2 separate regions of the Mus musculus genome follow, and region 2 is linked to region 1. A link is a loop called in an ENCODE intact Hi-C map of the cell type or tissue named here. Cell type or tissue: gastrocnemius. All regions are shown on one strand. Each heading gives the region's core, and the rest is flanking DNA. Links, peaks and the distances in the headings are about the cores only.

Evidence for each region. A loop is a pair of places that touch in the nucleus more often than their neighbours do. Peaks named below come from ENCODE experiments on the same cell type or tissue, not always from the same donor. Only the 100,000 strongest peaks of a DNase experiment are listed, where the experiment ranks them.
Region 2: it touches region 1 in a loop (2.3-fold over the local background); 8 of 42 quality-filtered maps call a loop at or near these places.

Annotation. Positions count from the first base shown.
Region 1 is chr4:33,023,624-33,036,290 of GRCm38, forward strand. Ube2j1 (ubiquitin-conjugating enzyme E2J 1) reads left to right here and starts at 7,757. Exons shown (of 8, transcript NM_019586.4): 1 at 7,757-7,993. The coding sequence starts at 7,963. 4933421O10Rik (RIKEN cDNA 4933421O10 gene) reads right to left here and starts at 7,700. Exons shown (of 2, transcript NR_036602.1): 1 at 7,234-7,700; 2 at 3,516-6,898. In gastrocnemius, for the core only: no CTCF peak of the experiment used is centred there; DNase peaks (open chromatin) are centred at 6,846 and 7,786; H3K4me3 peaks cover 3,764 bases; H3K27ac peaks cover 4,064 bases.
Region 2 is chr4:33,285,293-33,297,959 of GRCm38, forward strand. No RefSeq gene overlaps it. Among named protein-coding and RNA genes, the nearest start is that of Rngtt, 19 kb to the right of the region's middle. In gastrocnemius, for the core only: CTCF peaks have their summits at 5,864 (motif pointing left) and 7,697 (motif pointing left); DNase peaks (open chromatin) are centred at 4,973 and 7,680; H3K4me3 peaks cover 1,266 bases; H3K27ac peaks cover 1,003 bases.

The DNA.
Region 1 (12,667 bases), core at 2,496-10,495:
GATGCTGCTACGCTAGCTAGGCAAGTGTCCCATCATTAAGTGACCTTCAGCCCAGGAGACTGTTTGTATTTTCTCCAACATCCTAGTGATCTTCACAAATAAGTTCTAACGTTTTTACTCACTGATTACTCAAGAGGTTTCTAAAGATTGTGTGTTTTCCGAGGCCACGCCTTCAGCAATGATTAACCAAACCATCTTCGCCTCTCTGCACCCATTGGTGGAGATGGGTGACTTTTATAACAGAAATTTCCTACCATTTCAGGATTTTAAAAGACACCTTGTTTCCCTGAATGGTATTTTATTAAAAAACAACAGATTGAGAGATCAAAACTTCTACTTCCTACTCGCTCACATATAGCATATACTGTTTACAACCATCTACACCTCAACTCGACCTCAAGCCTCTGGGGAGGTAAAATGGGTGCCAGGATTTCCTCCCAGGGCAGTAGAAGGCAGGTGGATTGTGCCACCTCTGGGGTGGTGAGTGCTAAGTGAGCCGTGGAGAAGGCAGGATGCTCAGAAGCCCAGGATATTCGCTTTGCCAATATTGTAAATCTTTCGAGGAAAAGCCAGTGTGCTAAAGGACCTGGTAATTGTAGACCAGAATACCAGGGGCACAGAATTGGGCTCACAAGTTTCATAACTCCTGTATGTGCTGACCTTCATCTGCAGAGTGAAGAATGAGACGTGTATGAACTATTTTGTGGCTGCTACAGTGAAAATTAAAAATTTGCTTAAAAGTATCGAACGCCGTTATAGCCTGTTACTTTACAGTTTGCTGATGATTCGGAACCAACACAACCATGAAGAAGGGGCAGCAGTGGTTTAAGTATTTAAGTCAGTGTGAAGACTGAGCAGCAGTCAGTCAGCAGCTGGCTAGCATCACTCAGCGGCTGCGTAGCTGGGACCAGGGGAGTAAGATTGGAGTGACGGGCCCATGCAGAGTGGAAGAGGGACCCTGTAGGAGAAGCTCCTTCAGAATGCAGAGGACACAGAAGCAGCCCAGCTGTCCGCAAGCACATCTGGACGCTTTTCCCCGTCACAAAGGACAGTTTTATCTCAGCTGCAGGTGTTTCCTTTAGAGCCAAGTTTAGAAGATGAGAACTTGCTTGCCAAGCCCATCCCGTGGTCCATCTGAACTGAGAGAAAGGACGGTATAGATTATAATCTTTGTTTTTTGTTTTCATTCTTTACATGCTTTTATTTTTTTAATTAAGTATTTTCTTCATTTACATTTCCAATGCTATCCCAAAAGTCCCCCATACCCTTGACCCCTCCCCACCCACTCCCACTTCTTGGCCCTGGCTTTCCCCTGTACTGGGGCATATAAAGTTTGCAAGACCAAGGGGCCTCTCTTCCCAATGATGGCCGACTAGGCCATCTTCTGATACATATGCAGCTAGAGACACGAGCTCCGGGGGTATTGGTTAGTTCATATTGTTGTTCCACCTATAGGGTTGCAGACCCCTTTAGCTCCTTGGGTACTTTCTCTAGCTCCTATATTGGGGGTCCTGTGATCCATCCAATAGCTGACTGTGAGCATCCACTTCTGTGTTTGCTAGGACCCTGCATAGTCTCACAAGAGACAGTTATATCTGGGTCCTTTCAGCAAAATCTTGCTGTCATAATCAATGGTGTCTGCGTATGGAGGCTGATTATGGGATGGATCCCCAGGTGTGCAGTCTCTAGATGGTCCATCCTTTCGTCTCAGCTCCAAACTTTGTCTCTGTAACTCCTTCCATGGGTGTTTTGTTCCCAATTCTAAGAAGAGGCAAAGTGTCAACACTTTGGTCTTCGTTCTTCTTGAGTTTCTTTGTTTTGCAAATTGTATCTTGGGTATTCTAAGTTTCTGGGTTAATATCCACTTATCAGTGAGTACATATCATGTGAGTTCTTTTGTGATTGGGTTACCTCACATAATCTTTGTTTTTTTAAAGCGAAGTTTTAATTTTTTATTAAAAAAACACTTTCTTTAATTTAAAACATTTTTTAAAGTTTTACTTATTTTATGTGTATGAGTATTTTGTCTGTCTGTGTACCACGTGCATGTCTGGTGCTCATCGACATCAGAAGAGGCTGTGGGATTCCTTCATTTGGAGTTGCTGGTGGTTATGCTATATGGGTACTGGGAACGGAATTGCTGCCCTTTGCAAGGGCCACGAGTACTTTTAACTGCTCAGCCATCTCTTCAGCCTGTTTCTAATAAAAAACAAAACTTCAAAGTGTAAAAGAAATGAAATGATATAGTCTGTAAATAAAGCAAAAGCATGATTCTGAGCAGGGTCCCTCCCTCATCCCTAACACAGTAGTCCTGGAGCACAGGGGCTGGAGGGTTGGTGGCGGGGGGAGGGGGGTGTTGGGAGTGCAACTTCGAGTCCTTGAGAGTTTAAGCTTGGGAGCCTAATAACCCGAACAACATTTCTGTTACGTTAACATCAGCCACACGATCATTAAACAAACAAACAAACAAACAAACCAACAACCACTTCAATTCTGGGGTGGAAAAATAGGAGAAAAACTATGGAAGGTGGATTTTTCCCTGTTAAAAAGAGCAAGACCTATTACAAAATATTCAAAATCACTAATATAATGTTTAGGATGTTTTTCTTTCTAAATATTACTCTAGGAAGATGCTGATATAAGCCTGTTCATCCTATCCATGCAAATAATCATAGCACTGCTTTTTTCAAACCATGAGCTGACAGCAGATATTCTACAGAAAACTAGATGCAATAGGATTGAACTGTTAATATGTTTTACAATAATGGCTCAAGAAAAACACCAATCATGGTCATTTCTAAAGAGAAGGGTTGTGAATAATTTGTATTGTATTCATATCCCAAATATGGAACAATAATCATATATGATTGTTAAGATAAAAAATCAGGGTTTTTTTGTTTTGTTTTTGTTTTTTGAGAAAAGGTTTCTCTGTGTAGAGCTGGCTATCCTGGAACTTCCTCTGTAGACCAGGCTGGCCTCGAACTCAGATCTGCTTGCTTCTCAAGTGCTGGGATTAAAGGCATGCGCCATCATGCTCAGCTAAGAAGAAGGCATTTCAAAAAGTAAGAATAGTTTTATGTGCTGACTAGTTTAAAAATGTGAATAGTTTAAGTGCTTAAGGAATGTAACCTCCAAGGAGCACCGAAGTCTAAGGAACACCTCTTTTCAAGCTGTTGCAGTGTAGCATAAAACAACAGGGTTTCAGTCAGAAAGCTTGCACGTCACCTGAGGTCCTCATTCTTATGTGGGCCACTGAAACTTTAAGAACCTCTGAAATAGACTTCAAAGTATTGAAGCAAAAAAAAAAAAACAAAAAACAAAAATGTTAAGAGTTCGTCAATATGGCGGTGAGTGACAGAGGTAACACCATCCAGTCCGAATCTTACCCTGACTCCACCATGTGTCTGCTCAGGACTTTCCATAACCCTGACCATGACCCAGATGTTCATCTGTTGGTTGTTGTCTTAGTTAGGTTTTTACTGCCGTGAACAGACACCATGACCAAAGCAAGTCTTATAAAAAACAACATTTAATTGGGGCTGGCTTACAGATTCAGAGGTTCAGTCCATTATCATCAAGGTGGAAGCATGGCAGTATCCAGGCAGGCATGGCGCAGGCAGAGCTGAGAGATCTATGTCTTTATCCAAAGGCTGCTAGTGGAAGACTGACTTCCAGGCAACTAGGGTGAGGATCTTAAGCCCACACCCACAGTGACACACCTACTCCAACCAGGTCACACCTATTTCAACAAGGCCACACCTCCAAATGGTGCCACTCCCTGGCCCAAGAATATACAAACCATCACAGTTATATAGTCAAAACAAATGTGACTAGGTTCCCCTGACCTATACCTGATAACGATGCTATTGTGCTTTTTTTTCCTTAGAGATGTTGTAGCTTGAGCTTTAAGCTTTGGTGCCAAGAGTTTCTTTGGGGCAAGAGCCTATTCTTGGACACTTTAACTTTCTCATCTGGACTGTAACATACAGAAATCCCAGTGATATTACCGTATGCACACGGAACTCAGTCCATACCTGTACCCCTTGAAGTCATTCCGGGGTCGTGTGCCTGCTGCTGAGCACAGAAGGTCTGGGATAGCTGCTGTGTTCCCAGACACCGGGACCGATTGAGTCCATCTGGTTCTAGGAACTCAGTTCTGAAGGCCAGGGCTCCTGGGGAGCCTTAGGGTCTAAGAGGGCCAGGCCTCCTCCTGAGGAGCTCTTAGGTTTGGGTACTCCCTTGTCCTCTTACACTATATTGGGATACCAGTAGAGGACCTGGGATTCAGTGAGTGTTTGGGAGGCCTGGGTTTCTAATGGCTGGCTGGCCGAATTGTTGTGTGAGTGACTGGACAGATTCTGCCCAGAGAGTGGCATTTTTGTTATTAATGTCTCTGTCCCCTTTGGTTCTGTCTCAGGGCTGAACCAGAGAGAGCTAGTCTATTCTCTAGGTTCTTTGAATTAGTGATTAGAAGCCAACTTGGCGTGTGCACCTCACCTTTAAGGGAGAAACCCACTGCCCTTGTTAGGTGTTCTGTGAGTTGTACTGATTCCTTTCTGGGATTATACTCGTGGTTCCAGGAGCCTCCACCCTCTGATCCAGGAGCCTCCACCCTCTGATTCCATCTGTGTTTCATTTTGTCTAGACTCCCCTTCTGCTTCTCTCCTGTCACCCCAAGCTCTATGACACTCACTCTCCCCACTTGGCCCCTTTCCCAGCCTTCTTCTCTACTTCTCCCAGACTCTCTGACACTCAGAGTCTGATCTCAACCCTTCTTACCCCATTGCTCAGTTCCCATTTATGAGAGCCAGAACCTAGTTAATACCCGGTCCTCCTCCTAAAGTGCTCCCTGAGCCCTTAGGGCAGGCCATGTATGATAAGGTCTCAGACAACACAGAGACAAATAGCAACTTCTCAAACAAAGGGGAGTTTGTCAAACATCTGAGTTGTGCGAACAGGGTCAACCTCGTACTTATGGGACCTGCCATCCCCACTGGTATGGGACCTGCCATCCTGATAGCTACCCATTCTCCCCCTCTTAGGAGGAAAAGCTAATTCCATGGCTGAGTGGTAGTTAGCTAGTTCTGTAAAAAGAGAACGCCCTTCTCCTTGTTTTTAATTGAGGCAGGGTTTCTCTGTGTCGCCCTGGAACTTGATCTGTAGACTTTGTAGACCAGGTTGGCTCCAACTTCCGGGTACCGGGATTAAAGGCATATGCCATCACACCTGGCTCCCAAGAGTTCAGATAATGTAAGTCAGAGACTCTGCCACTGGGCTAGTCGGCTATGGATAGACTATGGACAGTCATCTAAATACTAAGTAAGAGGTGTCACCCCCTGGATCCACCAAATCCAGGTAAAGAAGACTTCCTGAGAAGGAAGAGGCCGGGACGCTAAAGGTCCACGCAGACCAGCCTTGCCTTCCAGAGACTTCAGGGACCAGCTTTCCGGCTCTGCTCTGGTTACAAAGCTAGAAGCCAGTGGGCACGCATTGGAAACTAAGGAATCCAAACAGAGACATCAAGCATTTGAAAAGTAACTAAAAGAAACACTAAAAGTAACAAGGAGTGAAATGACTAAAGTAACACCATTTTGTCCTGATCTTACTCGGGCTCCATTTTGTGTCTGCTTGAGCACTTTCCCAGCTCCTTCACCCTCCCCCCACCCCAACAACATTCACATCCGCCTTGGCAGCACATTTGGGACTTTCCATGGCTCAGATACATAACCAAAATATTTGCTGGTTGTATAGTCAAAACAAATGCAAACAAGCTCCCCTGACCCCGACGATGCGATGCCGTTGTGGTTTCTCTTTAGAAATGCTATACCCTGAGCAGAGAGAGTCTTTGGGGGCAAGAGCCTGCTCTTGGTTGCTGGCTTAATAAAGGACTGTAATTTGGCCTTATATATGTGTGGTGGTCTATAACGTCTCACCTGGACTGTAGCAGTAAAATATACCAAGAAGCTAAGAACCTGCACTGTACTCAAAATAAATAAGAGAACTTAAATGAACTGCTCAATTTCTTCAAGACTTCAATTTTCTTCAACCATTAAAATAATCTGTGTCACTGCCAACACTCATGAAGAGTAAATGAATTGATCAAGCATTCAACGTCCAGTAGAGCTTGTATCAGGATGTCAACGCTAAGGGGAAGGGGACCACATTCACAGGGCTTTGTCTAGAGAAACGGGGAACAACACATACAACACATGGGGATTGTAGCTCAAAGCTGTCAAGACTCTGAAGTGTTTTGAACTTCATCTTTTGTTATTTGCAGCATCGCCAGAAACTGGTTTAAGTTTGTTTTTTATTTTTTAAAGTTATCGTCAGGATTATTATAAAAAATAAGATGAAATTCTTCCAAATTTTAATTTGGGATGGAATCTTTTTGTTTGCTGAAAATTGTTACTTTCTTCTAGGAGGGAATTTGTTCTGAAGAAACAAAGTATTCTTTTGACAAACCTACATTTCTGGGAAAATTAATCTTTCCGACCCAGTTAACAGTCAAGCAATTAGTAACTTTTAGCATTTACTCCTTTTTTAAAAAAAAATCATATTTACCCTCTCTGTACATGTTTATATTTAGAAAAAAATTAAGAGTTGACTTTTCTCTTGCAGTGATTATAATTAAGCTTTGCCATGGGCCCATAACTCAATGCCGGATTTGTTGCTGTCTTTTACCTAAGGAAGAGCCCCCAAGGACGAGGTGATGTGGCTTCAAGAATAAAATAAAAGAGAAACATCCTTATCTCCATTGTTGGGAGGAAGAGGAGAGCCTCAGGGCAAAGTGCCTTCCGAGTCTGGCTGGCGGGCGGATGGGAACGACTACACCCCCTCGGCAGGCCTGGTCATGGGGCCGGTCGGAGCAGCGCAGGTTGCTGGATGCTAAATTTGAGGACTGAACACAAAGAATGAAAGCTTAATGGAGAAGCACATTGAAGCTCGGTTTTGCTTGCTTCTCTATTCTTCAGATTATCACCGTACTATTCAGAAAACATCGCCTTTAATGGCTTAGAAGATGCCACTTAAATCTTTTTTTTTTCCCTCCTCCTTCAGACGGCTGGGAAAAATTACTGACATTCCCACAAACACATTTGACAATGTTAAACAAGAACACTAATCTGTCTAATTGGTTAATCTTCATTCCACCTATAACCTTCTCTAATCTCCGCTGGCTCCCTCCCTTTTTTGAGGCCCTTTTATCTCGGTAAGCCGTCCGAACCAGAACCTTACTTTCTCTGTCCTCCATGATCCGAAAAGACAAACGCACCGCATCTCTTTCAGACCGACCTGTCCCATTTATGCGTTTTTATTAACATTCCAGGCGACCCCTTGGTTTTATTTCTGGGAGGTTCTGATGCACCCCGAAAAACGCTGCCTTAGCTAACCGCACCGCGGAGCTAGGGGCCACTCCCGTCCATCGCACCGAGGCCAACTGCGGGCTCGGAGAAGCGCACATCACGGCGCCGCAGTCCCAGGCCGCGCTCGCCCGCCCGCCGCTCCGGGCTGCGCCGTTCCTCCGAGCTCCCTGCGAGCTCCGCGGGAACCCCTGAAGGGCCCGCGGCGAGTCGGTCTCCCGGGCTGGGCCGAGGGGACGACGAGGGTGCCGCCCGTCTCCCCAGGGCTGCCGGGCGGGCGGGATTCGCGGGACCGCCGCTGCCGAGTGACCGACCGCCACGAAGCGCCCGCCACGTCAGGCCGACTTCACAGACCCGGCGCCGGCGGTGACGCAGCGGCGCGTCAGCCGGGACGTCAGTCCCGCAGGCCGTCCGCAGCCCGGCGCCCCGTTCGGCGACGCCCCGGCGCCCGGCCGGCCCTCAGGGAGGCGGACCCCGCGGCACGCACCTCGCCCGCGGTCGGGCTGGACTGGGCGGTGTCAGCGGAGGCCCTCGCTAGGCGCGTCCGCCGCGCGAGACCCGGGCAGCTGCGGCGCCGACGAGAGCGGCAGCGGGGACGTCCGCCATGGAGACCCGCTACAACCTGAAGAGCCCGGGTGAGCCGGGCTGGGGCGGCGGGCGGGCGGACGGGCGGGGGACCCGGGACTCAGAGCGCGGCGCCTCGGCCCGCTCGTGTCCGCCGGCCCTCGCGGCTGCTCCGGGCTCGCGCTTTACGCGAGGCCGCGGCCGGTCCGGGGGTGCAGGCCGCAGAGCGGGCGGCCGCTGCGGATCCCCCGATGCGCTGGCGCTCCTCCGCTCCTGGCCTCTTCCTCCCGGTGTCTGCGGAGCGAAGCAGGAGACAGCCGAGCCAAGGGCAGGTGCGAAGGCGACGACGGTCCGCACTACTGACCATCCCTGGCCGCATCTGCGTCCTTCGTGTCCCCTCCGCCTCTGCCGACGAACTTTTGTTAGGTGTTTGACTCACATTTGAAATATCCCATTTTTATTGTGGTTGAAATATCCAATTTCAGTATTTGGGGGAGAATTTATAGACGTAGAAAAAAAAAATATGTCCTGTAGCTAAACTAGTTGAGCTGTGCACTTGGGAATTAACCATGATTTGGGGGGGTTGATTGCTACTTTGAATTTCTTTCCTTCAGTTAATGCCCTCAGACAATCCTGGCCTCCAGTTATTTTCTGGTGCACTAAAAACAATGCCAAAAACAAAAAACAAAAAACCCATTATCAGTTGTCATATCTTTTAAGGCAGACGTAGCACAAATTACTGGAGCCTAAAAAATGTACTTTGATAATTTGTCAGGGGGAAAAAACTCCTCCCTGTTAGCTCTGAATAATAAGCCTCAGGGTATTGATGATCATTGAACTAGAACTCTCGTCACCGTTTGTTTTCTTTCCCACACTGCTTCTTAGTTTGGACTTAAGTCTGATATCTTTATGGGAAAGAGTTGGTATTGTGAATCTTTTTAAAAATATATATATATTTTAAATTTTTAGAATATATAAAGGAAAAGCCAGAGAATATTGGCTGAACAGAATGTTGTTAGCTTGAATGCTGATAAGTAAGTGGCCTTAGGGACCAGATGTAGAATTAGTCATTTCTACGGTGTTTGTTTAAAATTTGACCACGCCTGTGTAAGAATTATATGGCTGAATTTTAATGGGACATGTCTCTGTCTTCAGCCCATCACTTAAAACCTGAAGAGTTAAAAAAGGTCAGAGAAAGTAGAAATGCCTGGATTTTACCATTTTGATGCCAGAATGATTAAATTAGTTGGAATTTTGTTGTTGTTGTTTTGAGACAGTTTCTCTGTGTAGCTCTGGCTGTCCTGAAATTCACTCTGTAGACCAAGCTGGCCGAGATCCTCCTGCCCCTGCCTTCCCAGAACTGACATTAAAGGTGTTTGCCACCTAGCTAAATTTGTTGGACTTTTAAAATCAAACTGTGCAGTAAATTGTACAGTACTTAGTCACACCTAGAGCAGCAGAGGTCCTTAGGCAGATGTCCAGAGAATAATGCAGTGTGAAATGTTGTCAGGAAATTGTTCAATCTTTTTTTTTTTTTTAACAACTTCCTTTTATCTATCTTTTTATTTATGTGCATTTTTTTCCCTTGCATGTATGTCTGTGTGAGGATGTAAGATCCCCTGGAACTGGAGTTATAGACAGCTGTAAGCTACCATCTGGGTCAGTTTATAAGGTCTTCTGGAAGAGCTGGCAGTGCTCTTAACTTCTGAGACCTCACTTCAGCCCCAAATTTCTCCTTCTTGATAGGCTATTGTACCCAAGATTATGATAAAATTTAAGCAACTTTAGAAATTTAATACATTTCTAGATGGGTATGGTGATTTGTGCCTTTAATTCCTGCATTTGGGAGGTAGAGGTAGGCAGATCTCTGTGAGATCCAGTCTGATCTACTTAGTAAGTTAATAAATTTTGAAAGTAAGTTGGACTTCGGTTGACTCTTGTATCTGTTTACAAATTCTCTTCTCTAGGTGATGCTATTCTTTAAAAAGCTTTAAACTGTCTTCCCTGTTGATGTAGGTGATTTTGAGTTCGTAGAGAAGGTAGTTTCAATGAACTCTAGAAGTTGCCAAAGTGCCGAGAAGTCTGGTGATAATGCTTGCTTTGTTTTAGTCTCAAATCTTTGTTACTTGTAGATTACTGACTGTGAGAGGAAGTAATCGAAACATCTCATTTCCTGTCTGCTAGTGTTGGGTTATCTCAGAGATAAGGATGGGAAAATCTTGGAGGACACAATACAGACTATGGTTAACCGTTGTGTCCTGCATATGGTAACTTTGTTCCATCGTACCAGAAGCCTGGGAATTATCCTGTTCATCCTGTTGGTATCAACCGAAACTTCACACTAATCAGACTTTCCAGTGAACCCAGACCATATCAACTGGTCTGCATAGAATATGTGATTGAACATTTTTACAGATTTCCCACAGATCGAAAAGGTCTCTGTGAGTTGTAAAAACCAAATTCCTTGGTATCCCAACCTTCTTCAAACTCCTCTATTTCCCTCAGATATCCCATGGATTTATAGCATCCAGGGAGCTGCTGCCCTTCACGTGTTAGGCATCTGGTCTCCCACAGAGACACCTTTCACAGTGGTGCCAAGACAGTCTTCAGTCTTGGTCAGCTCCTTTACCTCTGCCCTGTGGTGAAGGTGTTACTGTGTCATCAAACAGATCCATTAAACAAACACTCACTAGATCTCTTCTCAAATTGACAGTGTTTGAGCAGCAATCATTTAGCAACAGTAAAGCTCAGAGTTAGGTTGGTTAGCTTGCTGGACAGGGCTGCTCAAGACTTAACCCTTGCTTTCCTTGCCAGCTCCTTCCCCTGCCTCTCTTTGGCTCTTTTGCATTTCCTCCTGACCCACTCTCCAGATGGTATGTCTCCATCCCTATCGGATCCTCTGTTTGGAATGCTTTCCACTGAGCCCATCTGAAATTCCTATTACTTCCTAAACTTCTCTAAGGTTCAGCCTTCTCAGCTCCCTTAGGCTAGGTAGTCCTTAACTTATTCATACCTGGTCAGTACTGTCACAGTGTCTTCAATTTTTTTTTCAAGTCTTCTAATTGCTATAAGCTTGTTAAGGCAAGAAGTTATTCTTTTTCTCTCTCCACTTAAACATTTTTCAAATGTGTATTGTTTGTTCATTTTGTTTTAATTATTTTACTTTATTTTTATGTGTAGGAATGTTTTGCCTGAATATGTCTGTGTACTAGTGTGAGCCTGGCGCTCATTAATGTCAGAAAAGGGCATTGGATCTCCTTGAACTGGATTAAGATCCTCCACGTGTTAGGAATCAAACTTGTGTCTTCTAGAAGAGTAGCCAGTGCTCCTAACTGCTGAGCCATCTCTCCAGCCCTTTGTTTTGTTTTGGTCTTATCATTTATTTATTTTGTGTGTGTGTGTGTGTGTGTGTGTGTGTGTCACTGTATAGAGATCAGACGACATCTCGCTGGAGTCAGTTCTCTCCTTTCATCATGTGGACTCAGGTTGTGTCTCGTGTTGTCAGGCTTGGTAGCATGTTGCCTACCTACTGAGCGTCTCTCCGGCCCATCCTTAATTTTTTTTATTTTTATTTTTAAAGTAAATACCTTTGCGGTGTCTTTGTAAACAGAAACAGTAGTTCTTAAACTTTTGCTGACATGTTCATTCTGAGGACAGGACAAGGTGGTTGAGAGTATATATCATTTGCGTTCCCAGGTAAGAATCTCTAGGTCACTGGCTCCTAAAATTCACCTTGTCTTTGCAACTGATAATATTGACATACTGACTTTATAAGATAAATTGATGTTTGGAAGACAATGACCTATTAAACAGCCTCTTTATTTTTATTTGTGGCCCTAAATTTAGTGTAAGTACAGTGAGCTAAGAGTAAATACGGGGCCCATGGAGCCCAAAGTCTTGATCCAGAGACCATGGCCTTCACAAAAGTAAGAGTAGGAATACAGCTGCCTTGTCTTCTCTGACTGATGTTTCCCCCCCAGTCAGAGAAAGAGAAAGGACTTAGGGTTGAAGCAGGAGATGGATGGACCCCCAGGAGGGACAGACTGTTCTAGCCCTAGTACTTTGACATTCTGTAAAGATATTTCTCTGTAGGAACCAGACTAATTTCTGTCTTGGTTGCTTTTCTGTTGCTGTGATAAAATCCTCTGACAGAAGCAACTGCAGGAAGAGGGTTTATTTTTGGCTCACAGTTCACGGTTACAGTCCATTGTAGCGGGGGAGGTGCGGCGGCAGGAGCTTGAGTCGTATTACATCAGAAGTCAAGTGCAGAAAGTAAGGGATGCTTATGCTAGCTTGCTTTCTCCTTTTTTACTTTTTAAATACAGTTTAGAATCCTAGCTTAGGGAATGGTGCCACCCACAGTGGGTGAGTCTTTCCATTTCAATAACCAGATCAAGATAATCTCTCATGGTCATAACCAGCAGCTTTTCTCTCAGGTGATTCCATACCTCATCAAAGTGACAGTTGAAATTGACCATCATAACACTGGGTTTTCAGCCCGACAGCACCTAGAATCACCTCAGAGATAGCCTCTGAGGATTTCCTGTGAGGGGATATATAGATGAAGTTAGTCTTCACTGTGGATGGCACTGTTCATGGTCTGAAGTTGCAGACTGAGATGAAAGCGCAGCATGAGCTGAGTGCTGCCCTCATCTCAGTGTTTCCAACTGACGATGCAGTGTAACCGGCTACCTGTTGTATGCTTTCCCCACCATGAGGAACTGGGAGCGAGGAGAAATCCTTCT
Region 2 (12,667 bases), core at 1,453-9,452, 260 kb after region 1:
TCTAGCTGATTTCCAAGCCAAAGTAGGCTACGGAGAAACTTCTCACTCTATTTATTTAGACAGGTCTTGAGTACCGGGGCTGGCCTTGAATTCCTATGTAGCCAAGGGTGACCTTGAATTTCTAATTTTCCTTCCTTCACCTGCTGAGTGCTGGGACTAGCTCCATGTACCACTGCACCCAGTTCATTCTGTGCTAGGGATCAAACCCAGGGCCTCACGAGCGCCTGCCAAGCAGCTCTCTACCAGCAGGGTCTCGGAGACAGCCTCAGCAGATACACAGCTTATACAACTCGAAATACACGTCCTCCTTCTGAAAGACAGAACAGAACCTTAAGCCACCCAGTTCCTCATTCCTGGACGCTGCCCGTATAAAGCCCGTTGCCTGGGCTGACCTGGGCAAGGTCCTCTTCTTATTTCACTGAGGACTTGGAGCAGCAGAAAGGAAAATTACAGTTTCATTTCAGAATATACAGTTAAAAAAAAAAAAAGGGACAATTCCCCCAAGTAAATAAGAGGGACTTAATGTAATGACAGGAATGGTGCAGCTGCAATCTCAGAGCACTGGATGAGAAAAATCTTAACAATTCCTGCCTTTAAAGTCGTGAAGAGAAGTCCTAAGAACCAAACATTACTCTTCAAATGTCTTCATTTCTACTCTGATTTGAAAACATCACAAGAACATGTTTAATAATGTTATCAAAGCTCATGTATTTTAATGAAAAGATTTCTATTCAAGTCGTTAATTCATTAATCTATTTACAGACAGGGTCTGTAGGTTCAGGCTGGCTCTGAGTTTCCTCCCTAGCAGAGGATAACCTTCAACTTCTGATTCTGGCCCAGGGGTACTAGGATTACAGTCCTGCATCACCTTACCTGGGTCACAATCCTGCATCACCTTACCTGGGTCACGGTCCTGCATCACCTTACCTGGGTCATGGTCCTGCATCACCTTACCTGGGTCACGGTCCTGCATCACCTTACCTCGGTTACAGTCCTGCATCACCTTACCCAGCTTTGTTCGTGGCTAGGTATGGAACCCAGGGCTTTTTGCAAGCGAGGCAAGAACTCTGCTAAGAGCTGACTCCCTGCCCACTCTCCTTCCAGTGATGGCCAACAGTATATATGTGTGTGATTGTTAGCTTGGATGGAAAAGCAGGTGCCATCTCTTGGCCAAAACAATGAAATCTCACAAATAGCGGAATGGCTTGAAAGAGTTAATATATCTATTTGAAAGGTTTTGCTTGTTTAAACTTGGGGTTTCATGTAGCCCAGGCTGGCCTCAAATTTCCTTTATAGTCAAGGATGACCTTGAATATCTGCCCCTACCTCTCAAGTGCTGGGACCACAGACATGTGCCACCGTGCCTGCTCATCACTGCTGAGGATAGAACCTAAAGCCTCATGCCTGCTGAGCAGCACTCTACCAACTCAACTCCCTCCTCGGTCCTTTAACACGTTTTAAGGTACCTTTTAAATACCAGAAGAACAAAATTTTCCCTATGTTCTTCATGTACAAGGGGTCTGCTTTTATTATTGAGGTTAATGGAGGTGAATAAGAAAAGTCGGTTCTAACTAAGATGTAATGCAGATGCAGGGCCGCTGAGATGCTGGGTGGCTAAGAGCACTGGCTGCTCTTTCAGAGGACCTGGGCTTGGTTCCCAGTGCCAAATGACAGCTTGGCACTGCCCATAACTCAAATCCAGGGGACCTGATGTCTCTTCTGGTCTCCAAAGGTACCAGGGATGCATGTGATACATAGACAGACATGTAGGCCCAAACTCATACAAATCAAAATAAAATGTAAATATAATTATCTTTTGAAACCTTTCCTTAAGGCATGGGGATGTAGCTAAGCTGCAGAGGGCTTGCCTCTCCGTACAGCATACACTGGGAGTTGTGGTCCCATACTATAATTCCAGAAATTGAGAAGCTGAGCCAGAAGGCTCAGTAGATTTTGGGTATATGGAAAGCTTAAGGCTAGTCTGGGCTACAAAAGACCCTGCCTCAATTAAAAAAAAAATCTTGATCCTTCTTCAGGGTCTACCCACATAAATATAGTCATCACCTCCCACTACGAAAACTTCTCTTTGCAACAGACAGACCATTATAGAAAATTAAAACTAATCAAAATGTAGAGTTGTGTAGCCCAGTCCCACGGATAAACCTCCAATGTGACTCCTGTTCAGTTGTGATATATCATAGAAGACGAGGGCACACAAAGACTGTAAGAGCCAGAACAGCAGGGAATTTGCTGTGATATGTCTTCTAGTATTGGCAGAAGTCACACTCATAAGGTTGCGCCAACACAACTGCCCAATAAGGAGCTGAACTAGAGCAACAACAGACATGTGAACAATTATGCCAGGAAACAGCCGTGAACCCCAAAAGACCACCAAGAAGCGGATTTCAATGTAATTGAAGTAGGGTCTCTGCCAACCCTGACACAGCAGGAAGGTGGAGCCCTGAGCCTAGTTTCAGCCAAGCATGTAGAGAGGCAAGAAAGGGTCATTTAGCCTGATACACTTCTGATTGGGGGCCCATTATGGCCTTAACATAATTGACTGGTGCTGGGAGCCAAACCATAAACCTAACTTCTGTTTTCCTCCTGATTTGTGGTTGTTAAGAAGTGAAATGTTAGAAGTGGGCTTGTAACCTGGGGGTGTAGATTTGTTGGGGAATAACCTGGAAACTGGTGCTAGACACAGGCCTTGTTTGGGGGTAGCCTATTACTTAACTTGAGTTCAACCTTAGGTCAGACTCTCTAAGATGGAGTCTGAACCCAAAAGATTTGTTCCCTCACTGACATGGATGGGGGTGGGAGCCCAGGAGACTTCAGTGCCTCACAGAGAACTATAGACAACTAAGAAATAGTCTTCCCCAGGGAAGAGCACACCAATCGTATCCATCACCAAACGGTCAGTTCTGAAACCATACATACAAGTACCATTATTCAGTCTGAGAAGGTTGTATTCATGCATTTAAGTGTGTGTGTGCTTATGCACGTATGCATGTGTGGAACAACAACTAAAGGAAGAGAAGCCATAAGTTTGAAAGAGAGCAATGTGGGTTGGGAAGGTTTAGGAGGAGAAAGGTGAAGGGGGAAATGATATGTTATAATCTCAAAAAAACCCCACAATTATTAAAAATTCTTTTCCTATTTTATATCATTCTTGGAGAGTTACTTTTGTTTTAATGTTTAAACATGTGTGTGTGTGTGAGAGAGAGAGAGAATAAGAGAGAGAGAGAGTGTGTGTGTGTGTGTGTGTGAGAGAGAGAGAGAGAGACAGAGACAGAGACAGAGACCACATAAGGGTAGGGCACACCCCACAGTGCTTGTACAGAGGTCAAAGGACAGTTTGGGGAATGGATTGTCTCCTTCCATTACGTGACTATAGGGATAAAACTCAAGTTGCTAGGCTTAGTGACAAGTGTCTTTATAGTGGAGCCATCTTGGGCAGCCCTGTTTTGATTTTAGAGCCTGACTCTTGTAAGAGGGCCCTGGCTGGCCTGGAGCTCACACGGATCCTCCAGCTTCATCATCACAGGCAAATGCTACCATGCCCGGTTAGTGAAGATTTCTAAGGACCAGGCTGCACTAGGATTATAACTCCCAGAGCCAGGTTGTGAGGGGATCTGGCTTGATAATCCCCCAAGGAGTTCCACTACCCAAAGGGCCTGATGACACACTGGGTAGAGTTGGCTAGAATATATGTAGTTTTTTTCTCCTACCATCTCAATAATTCAGGAAAGCACCCCCTTAGAGAAGAACCCCCATAGAGATGTATTTTCTGTTTCATATGGTTCCAGAAAGGTATAGAGACTCTCTCTCTCTATGCCCTGTCTCCAGAGTCTTCCTTCCCAGTCTACACAGCCAGCAACACCTTCCATGACTACAGCGATATCTGAAATGCTCACCCACATTACAGAAGCGATTAGATAACAATCTCTTTGGTTGCAGAGCAGTCCTGGGGATGCATTTGAACACAGTGCCGCAGGCTCCTCTCTGAGACTTGGCACTGCAGCTTACTGATCACCTCTTAGGAAGCCCTGCGTCTGCAATTGGGTCACCTCAACCATTTTGTATTAACTCTTAGTTTGCTGTATATGGTGAACGTACCGACCGCAAAGCTGACTCCTTACCCTATGATATCTCACCAAATATATGCTCACTTCCCCATTTTGATTGACTTTAGGCGAATGGTAGAATGAAACTTTAAATACAGACCCAGGGTCCCCAACAAATGGTGTGAAATGACGGTGTTATAACAGGAAGGGTAAAATCATTCCAACACGGCAACCGTAAACCTCACCACCACGACATGCCCTCAGTGAGTTCAGATGACCCAGTCCTGCCCTTACCATTGGTGTCTTTCTGTAACTTCCTTCCTATTTACAGTCCCCAGGCAGAAAAACTTACAATGCAACACACAACAAAAACAAAGCAAACTCACCAGGAACCACCTCTCCGGGAGCTTGCTGATCCTGCTAAGACTTAGTGTGGTGAGACTTCTCTGATTGAATCTACACCCAATCAGTCACCAGCAATGAGAAGAAACTCAGACTTAGTCGGTCTGGGTACCAGGGATTTAAAACACTGCAGCTCACTCTCATGGGTAGCCAGGACTGCACCCCAAACCAAAACTTCCTCACATGAATCCACATTGGAACAACTACAATAATATATTTTGAAATCTCTTTCTTACCTCAGCCCAAAATGATTATGATGTGGTTTAAAAAAATTACTTGTTGCAGCAGGAACCCCACTGAAGGGAGAATGCTTGTCTGTCAAGCTGGCCACGGCCCATCTGGGGCTGAGAAAGTCAGTGTAGAAGCAAATTCAGGTACATTTTATCATTCTGGTTTCGGTTTGTCAGGCAACAAGGGGCAGATTTTACAGAAAAATAATTCTTAGAAAACCCCTGATTGGTTGGGGTAGTGTTTCTAGGAGGCTGATTGGACCAAGACTGTTTCCAGGCAGTGGATTGGTCGAGTGGCTGTTTCCAGGCTGTCTAGCCAGTGGATTGCATGGTCTCCAAGGGTTACTCAGACCACAGTGTGCTAACAGGTCTTTAAAGCTTGTGTTTTGGAATAGTAATTTCCCCTATTACAAAAGCGTATTGAAGAAAATGCCAGCACTCTAAGAACACCTCGCAGGGACACTGCCCATTTCTAAAGTGCATCTTCCCTAAGGGCTGCGAGTACTCTCTGATGCAGAAGCTTCCTAAAAGGATTTTTTATTCACAGCTCAAGGGAGTGGCTTGGGCTATTCCATAGAAAACTGGGGGGCTTTTAAAAAGGTAGCCATAGGCCACAGAGTATAGTTCAACTGGTGGCTTGTTTTCTAGCTTCTCTTTCTACTTCTTAAGTACGTAAAGCCATTCTTATTTGATATTGGAAGGAAAACTTGCAAGAAAAATGTAGATTGGGCATGTTAGTTCAAGACTAATCCCAGCACTTAGGAAGTGAAGACAGGAAGGTAAGAAATTCAAGTGTGGTCTCTGGTATGTAACAAAGCTTAGCCTGGGTGGCATGAAACCTTATCTCAACAAACACAAAGAAAACGGGGGCTCCAGGCTATCCTAGTGGGGACAGTGCTTGCTATGCAAGTGTGAGGACCTGGGATTTTAATCAGTGAAGAGATCAAATTCCCAACACTGATGTAGAGATAGTTTATTCAATTCTTAGTTTAGAAAAGCATCTCCCATGTTCAATATTAGCTACTAACCTCTTATATGAGGAAGCTGCAAGAGGGCGGGGAGATGGCTCAGCAGTTAAGAGCACTTGCTGCTCTTTCAGAGGTCCTGAGTTCAATTCTAAGCAGCCTCACGGTGAATCTCGACCATCTATAAAGGGATTTGATGCCCTCTTCTGGCATGCAGGTGTGCAAACACTCAGACATTTTAAAAAAAAAAAGTATCACTAGTTTGAGAGAGAGAGAGAGAGAGAGAGAGAGAGAGAGAGAGAGAGAGAGAGAGAGAGCGTGCTTCAGGACTGAGGCAGGAGGGTCAGGATTTCTAGGTCATCCTTAGCTATATAAAGGGCATTTGAAACCAACATGGCTTACCTACCTGAGACTCTGTCTTCAGAGAAATAAGTGAAATGCAGAATTTCAGGTCCACGCCAAACCTATTGAATTAGATTTTACATTTAATGACCTCGCCAGGTGATGTTGTGCCTTTCAAGTTTCAGGGGCAAAGTTAAAACCTTGGGCCCCGAAAGGTTAATTTTTTCCCCCTTAAAATCTAATATACATATAGAGTCCAAGCTAGCCTGATTCCAGGTCTTCCTGCTCGAGCCTCTGGAGTACTGAGCTTACAGGCACGCACTGCATTACCTGGCAGTCTTCAGCTAGGTGTGACAGATGGTAGAATGCTTGAGCTGTGTGGGTGATATGGTGATAGGACACTGTGGTTGTAGAGGCTGGAGCAGGAGATCCTCCTGGATCTATAGTAAGTCTAAGTAACTATATAGGCTTGGATGTAGGTCAGATGATAGCATGTTTGCCTTATAACGTACAGAGTTCTGGGTTTTGTTTGCCTCTGTCCCCAGAGGCGAACAAAATGAGATGTGATAGAAAGCGCCTATAATTCCAGCACTCAAGTAGAATAGGGACCATCAGGAGTTCACGTTCATCCTTGGGTACTCAGGGAGTTTGAGGCCACCCTGGGACACGTGAGACTCGGTCGCAAACAAACACAAAACTTGCAAACCAGAAATCAATGAATGAAAGAAGTCCTGGTTGAGAGTCAATAAATCTGTAGTTTTGTAAAGTTGTATGTGATGGCACACACCTATAATACCAACATTTGAGGGGGGAGGGGAGGAGGAGGAGCAGGAGCAGGAGGAGAAGCAGGAGGAGGAGGAGGAGGAGAAGGAGGAGGAGCAGGAGGAGCAGGAGCAGGAGCAGGAGGAGGAGAGCAGAAGCAGGAGCAGGAGCAGGAGGAGCAGGAGCAGGAGCAGGAGCAGGAGGAGCAGGAGCAGGAGGAGCAGGAGCAGGAGGAGCAGGAGCAGGAGCAGGAGCAGGAGCAGGAGCAGGAGGAGCAGGAGCAGGAGGAGCAGGAGGAGGAGCAGGAGCAGGAGCAGGAGCGAGTTCTAGGTCAGCCTGGGAGACAGAGCCAGACCCTTCTTTTCTCAACAGGAAAGAAAACATCTGAAACCCATAAGTGACAGAGCTGGGGTACGATGAAGCTGTCCTGGCAGATTGCAGTTTTTCATATTCTCCCTGAACTGAGAAACCCGATTCTCTCAAAGTCTACAGGGTCCCATATCTATTAAGCATAGCTGTGCACACCAGCAATAATTGGTGTGAAAACTGTCTTATCTCAACTGAAAGGGAAATCAGCAGCCCATTGAAATCGGTTGAACATCATTGAAAACAGTTGAACTAAGTTTTTTATGGCACACAGAAGCTGATAATTATTATCTGTGAAAGGCACAGCAGTGCTTAGAGAGCCCCCTCCCTCCCATCATCATTACACCTTTGTAATGAGGTTACCGACATGAGCTGGACAGCCAGAGTACCGGAATAGTCACGGCTACTTAATCGAGGTAGGTCAGGCTGGCCTCTGCTACTATGAATCTGGTGGTGGAGCCAAATCCAACATTAGGAGTGGAGCTGAATTCAAGAAAACTTGACCAGACCTCATTTCTTTTGAGTCGCAAATCAATGAGGTGGATTCCCTGGGCTGTAGCGCCACCTGGTGGAAAAACATTAGGTGTAGCATTATTCCGATTTCATGGACGGAAAAAACGGAAAATAAAGTTTATTTTTTCACCCGATTCTATCTAACTCCTCAGTAGTCGGTGTATACAGTTTGGTTATTTGCGATACTTAAGGCTGATGATGGAGTTAGTTGGTAGAGGACTTCCCTCAAATGTGTGGTGACTTGGGTATATTGCCAGGCACTGCATAACCCATACAAGGTTGTCCACTTGGAAGATACAGGCAGGAGAAGTTCAAGGGCATCTTCTGGTTACATAGATGATTTGACGTCAGACTGGGATTCATAAGATTCTTTGTTTTAAAAGAAAGCAATAATTGCATCACTGAGTCCATTCTGTCTTTTTTTTAATATTTATTTATTGTTATATATAAGTACACTGTAGCTGTCTTCAGACATCCCAGAAGAGCGCGTTAGATCTCATTACAGATGGTTGTGAGCCACCATGTGGTTGCTGGGATTTGAACTCAGGTCCTTCAGAAGAGCAGTCAGTGCTTTTAATTGCTGAGCCATCTCTCCAGCCCCCATTCTGTCTTCCAGTCCTGAGAGAACGAATGTCTCAGAAAATTGAGTGCCATTTGTACTTATCTAATGCTGCATTTGTGTTCTCTTGCACGGGCTTTGCTGTTGTTAAAAGATTTTTCGAGATAGGGTTTCTCTTTATAGCCCTGACTGTCCTGGAACTCACTCTGTAGACCAGGCTGGCCTGGAAATCCGCCTGCCTCTGCCTCCTGAGTGCTGGGGTTAAAGGTGTGTGCCACATGCTCGGCTTTTATTTGTATTTGTATATAAAAGATTTTATTTGTATTCATGTGTATGTGTGTAGATGCCTGACATGCATGCTAAGAACCAAAGTCTAGTCCTCTGTGAACCCAGCAATTAAGTGCTCTTAACTGTGGAGTCTCTCTAGCCCGTTGTCTGATTAGCGAATGAAGGAACCACAGATGATGATTGAAATACATTGAAGAGAAGTAGCTCAAGGCACTCAGCCAGAGATGCCAGACCTGCAGGATTCTGAGCCTCATGAAAGATGCTCTTTCCTAGATAGCTCAGGGATGTAGCGATCAGAACTAAGTTGATTTATGGAAGATAGGGACACCAGCTGGGACCGGAAGCTGTAACTTTGGCTACTTTGAAGCTGAGGTTTAAGGCCACCAGTCTAAGGCTTTCATGGGCTACAGAGTAAGTTTAAGGTTAGCTTGGATGATTTATCAAAACTGTGTGTGTGTGTGTGTGTGTGTGTGTTGAAATTACAACAAACCAGGTAATGCTGGGACATGCCTTTAACTCTAGAATTTGGGAGGCTGAGGCCGGTAGATCTCTATGAGTTAGAGGATACCCTAGGCTAGGTATTGAATTCTAGGCCAGCCAGGGTTACATATGAAGACTCTATCTTTAATATACACATTTAAAGCTAGAGGGACTTGCCTCAAATAGGGTTTCACTGTGGTGACGATACACCATGACTATGGCAACTCTTACTTATTTGTTTGTTGGTTGGCTTTTTTTTTTTTTTTTTTTTTTGGTTTTTCGAGACAGAGTTTCTCTGTGTAGCCCTGGCTGTCCTGGAACTCACTCTGTAGACCAGGCTGGCCTCCAACTCAGAAATCCGCCTGCCTCTGCCTCCTGAGTGCTGGGATTAAAGGTGTGCACCACCACACCCAGCTGTTGGTTGGCTTTTGAAACAGCACTTTTTTGTGTAGTTCTGGCTGTCCAGGAACTAGCTCTGTAGACTAGACTGGCCTTGAACTCCTGCCCTTGGGATTAAAGGTATGCACCACCACTGCCTAGTTCATGGAAAGTTTTTTTTTTTTTCTTTAAAGACTTACTTATTTATTTTATGTATGTGAGTACGCTGTCTTCAGACTCAACAGAAGAGGGCATCAGATCTCATTATGGATGGTTGTGAGCCACCACGTTGTTGCTGGGAATTGAACTCAGGACCTCTGGAAGATGTCTTAGATGACCTCTAAGCCATCTCTCCAGCCCCCGTGGAATGTCTTATAAAGGAAAACATTTAACGGTTTCCAAGCTTTAGCTCATTATTACCTTGGTGGGGAGTGTGGGGGTGTGCAGGTAGACATGGTGCTGGAGAAAGAGATGAGGGTTCTACATCCAGACCAAAGGCAGCAGGAAGAAAATGATGCACTAGGCCGGGCTTGAGCTTCTGAGACCTCAAAGCTTTCCCACAGTGACACACTTCCTCCAACAAGGCCACACCCACTGCAACAAGGCCACATCTCCTCATACTGCCTTTCCCTATGAGCCTATAGGGCCATTGCCTTCCCTCTGTTGTCTCTAGACTTACTATCAAGCCTGCTGTGGCCATCCCTAAGGAGCTCCTCCTCCCAGTGCACTTTATCCCCTGCACACTCCATCCCTTGGTGAAGACTTAGGGTCTGTTGCCCTGCTAATTAAGGTTGAAGTCTACCATTGCCCTGATAGCTTTCTGAGCTTGGTACAGAATGGCGGACTTCCTTTGTCAGTGAGGTTTCCTCTTCTCAGCCAGAGGGACCCCCAGACCCCACCCCCTATACCTGTGAAATGTCACATAACCTTGGTTAAGGTTACAGGTCCAGCTTCCTATCTCCTGATAAGAACCCGTTCAGCAGGGACCCGAGATTTCTGAAATGCTTCCCCATGCTAATGAGGCATCTTGGTTCCTTAAACCTTCAGCCAATGGTCCTTCCCCACCGTCCTGCCCCCGGCTCTCCCCAAAACTATATAACCTTTGAATCATCCACATAAAGCTGATCTGTCTCCTCACGACTGGTCCCCGTCGTTATTGTACATACTCACAGGGATCCTGAAGCCCAGCCAGCATCTGTCATCATCCCCTGTGGACCTGATATCAGCGAGCGACGTTAATTAAAGTGTTCGGCTTTGGTAGTCTAAGACACTTGCATTAGTTCTTCTAAATCTCTGTCCCTTTTGGAAAACATCCATTATCGCCTTATAAAATAAGAGCTCAGTGTCTTATGAAAGCTAATCTATAATTATATGAGCTGGATCAAAGGGAATCCTACACTATTATAAGGGCCTTTTAAACACAAATAAAATAGCAGTACAGGTCACAGCTTTGCACAGTGAGCTCTCAAGAGATGAAAAGGTACCTCCCCCAATCAAACAGGTGATTTCATCAAATAGAACAAAAAAGACATTGCTTCAAAGATTCCCTTTGGCTGTAGAGGAAGGTTTTTTTTTTTTTTTTTTTTTTTTTCCAGGTACCAACTACCAACCAGCCAGTGCCAGAGCAGCCAAAATACAGGACATAAACCCTTAGGTTTTACTTCTCACCGCAGACTTGTTTGAGTTCCTCCTGTGAACCTGACCACATCGACCTCAGAGGTGCTGCATGGGATTCACCTTCAACAACACCAACAAGAAAGTGTGCCAGGTCGCTAAATAGTTACAGATACATTTACATATGGAAATTCATCCAATCTATTTAGTATTTTGCTTGGTATATACCTAAGTGATTAAAATAATGCTAATCTTGATTTTAGGAAAACCACAAATGAGGATGATATAATCCCCTGCCCCATTAGTTGTATTTTTGATATGTTCATTCAGATATCACCACGAAACCACATCTGGGTCACGATTGCTCCTGGACCTGACATGATCCAGAAGTTTCTTCCATCACGGCTTTATCAGTTTTTCCTCTTTCCTCTTCCACGTTCCTGCTTATGATTTAGTCTCATCTGTATCAGATCCAAGGGACATGAAATAAAACATTAGAATAAGGTTTGGTCTCCGTGCAAGTACAAGCTGTGATGTTGGAGGAGGGTCTTTGAACAAGTGAGCTTTGTGAAAGGCTGAACTTCAGTGACTGTGAAATGGTGGGGATTTTGCAGATCTAGGGCCGGATGATCTGCAGCTATCTTCAGATTCCTTCATGGCTATTCATTGTCCACCTCTGTGTTTGAGCTAACAGGCCTATCGCAGGAAGCCTTTTGGGATACACTAACCTGTATTAACCAAAAAAGCACCTGGGCTCTGGAGCAGAGCTTTCCCACTCTTCTGTGATGGCTAACCTCAAGCGTCAACTTGAGAAGACATCCAGCTACCTGGAAGATGGGCCTCTGGAAGTTCCTGTGGGGACATTCTCATTGGGATGAGGTGGGGTGAGATGCACCTACTGTATAAAAAGGAAAACGTGAGCTGAGCCCCTGCGCACTTTGCTCTCTGCTTCTTTACTCTGGATGTGAGGCGACCTCAGCTGCTTCAAGCTCCTGGTGCTGTCACTTCCCTGCAAGGATAGCCTGGAACTCTGAGCTTCGAGCCAAGATGAGACCTTTTCCCTTGAAGATTTTTTTTGTCAGAATATTTTATCATAATATCAGGGAAAAGTAAGCTAATACAGAAAGGCGGTGTTGAGGAATGGGGCCTTTGAGGTGAAATGTAGCGGCCAGCAGCCCCAGGTTCCTGGCATCCTGAAAGGAAAGCTGGAGGTGGATGGGAAGGATGGTAAGAAAAATAATGAGCCAAGACAAAGTTCTCTGATCAAGGCTCGATCTCTAATTGTAGGGTCTTGAATTTAAAGTGGGGAGACCCATCCCCCACTTTGCGAGGATCTTGATCTCGGTGTTTTGTGTGTGTGTGTGTGTGTGTGGTGGTGGTGGGGGATCTCGTCAGGGAAGCAAGCTCAGGCTGTCCCTGAACACAGGGAAAAACTTTCCCAGGCACTGTTTGCAAAACAAAAGAAGGTCACAAGCTTCCCTGGGGCTGTCTTGAGCCCTGCATTAACTCATCTGAGCATCTTGGCCCTCCTGCAATAAGGACCGATTTTAGAAGAACAATTCAACTGTCTATGCCTCTAATTTTTGATACTCTTTCTTAAGATGACTTACAGTTAAAACGTTCTTCACAACTTTGGTGTTGTGAAAAAATGGCCCGTACTGCAGTTTCCTGCCAGGCAGCAGCTATAGCCAAACTGATTGTTTG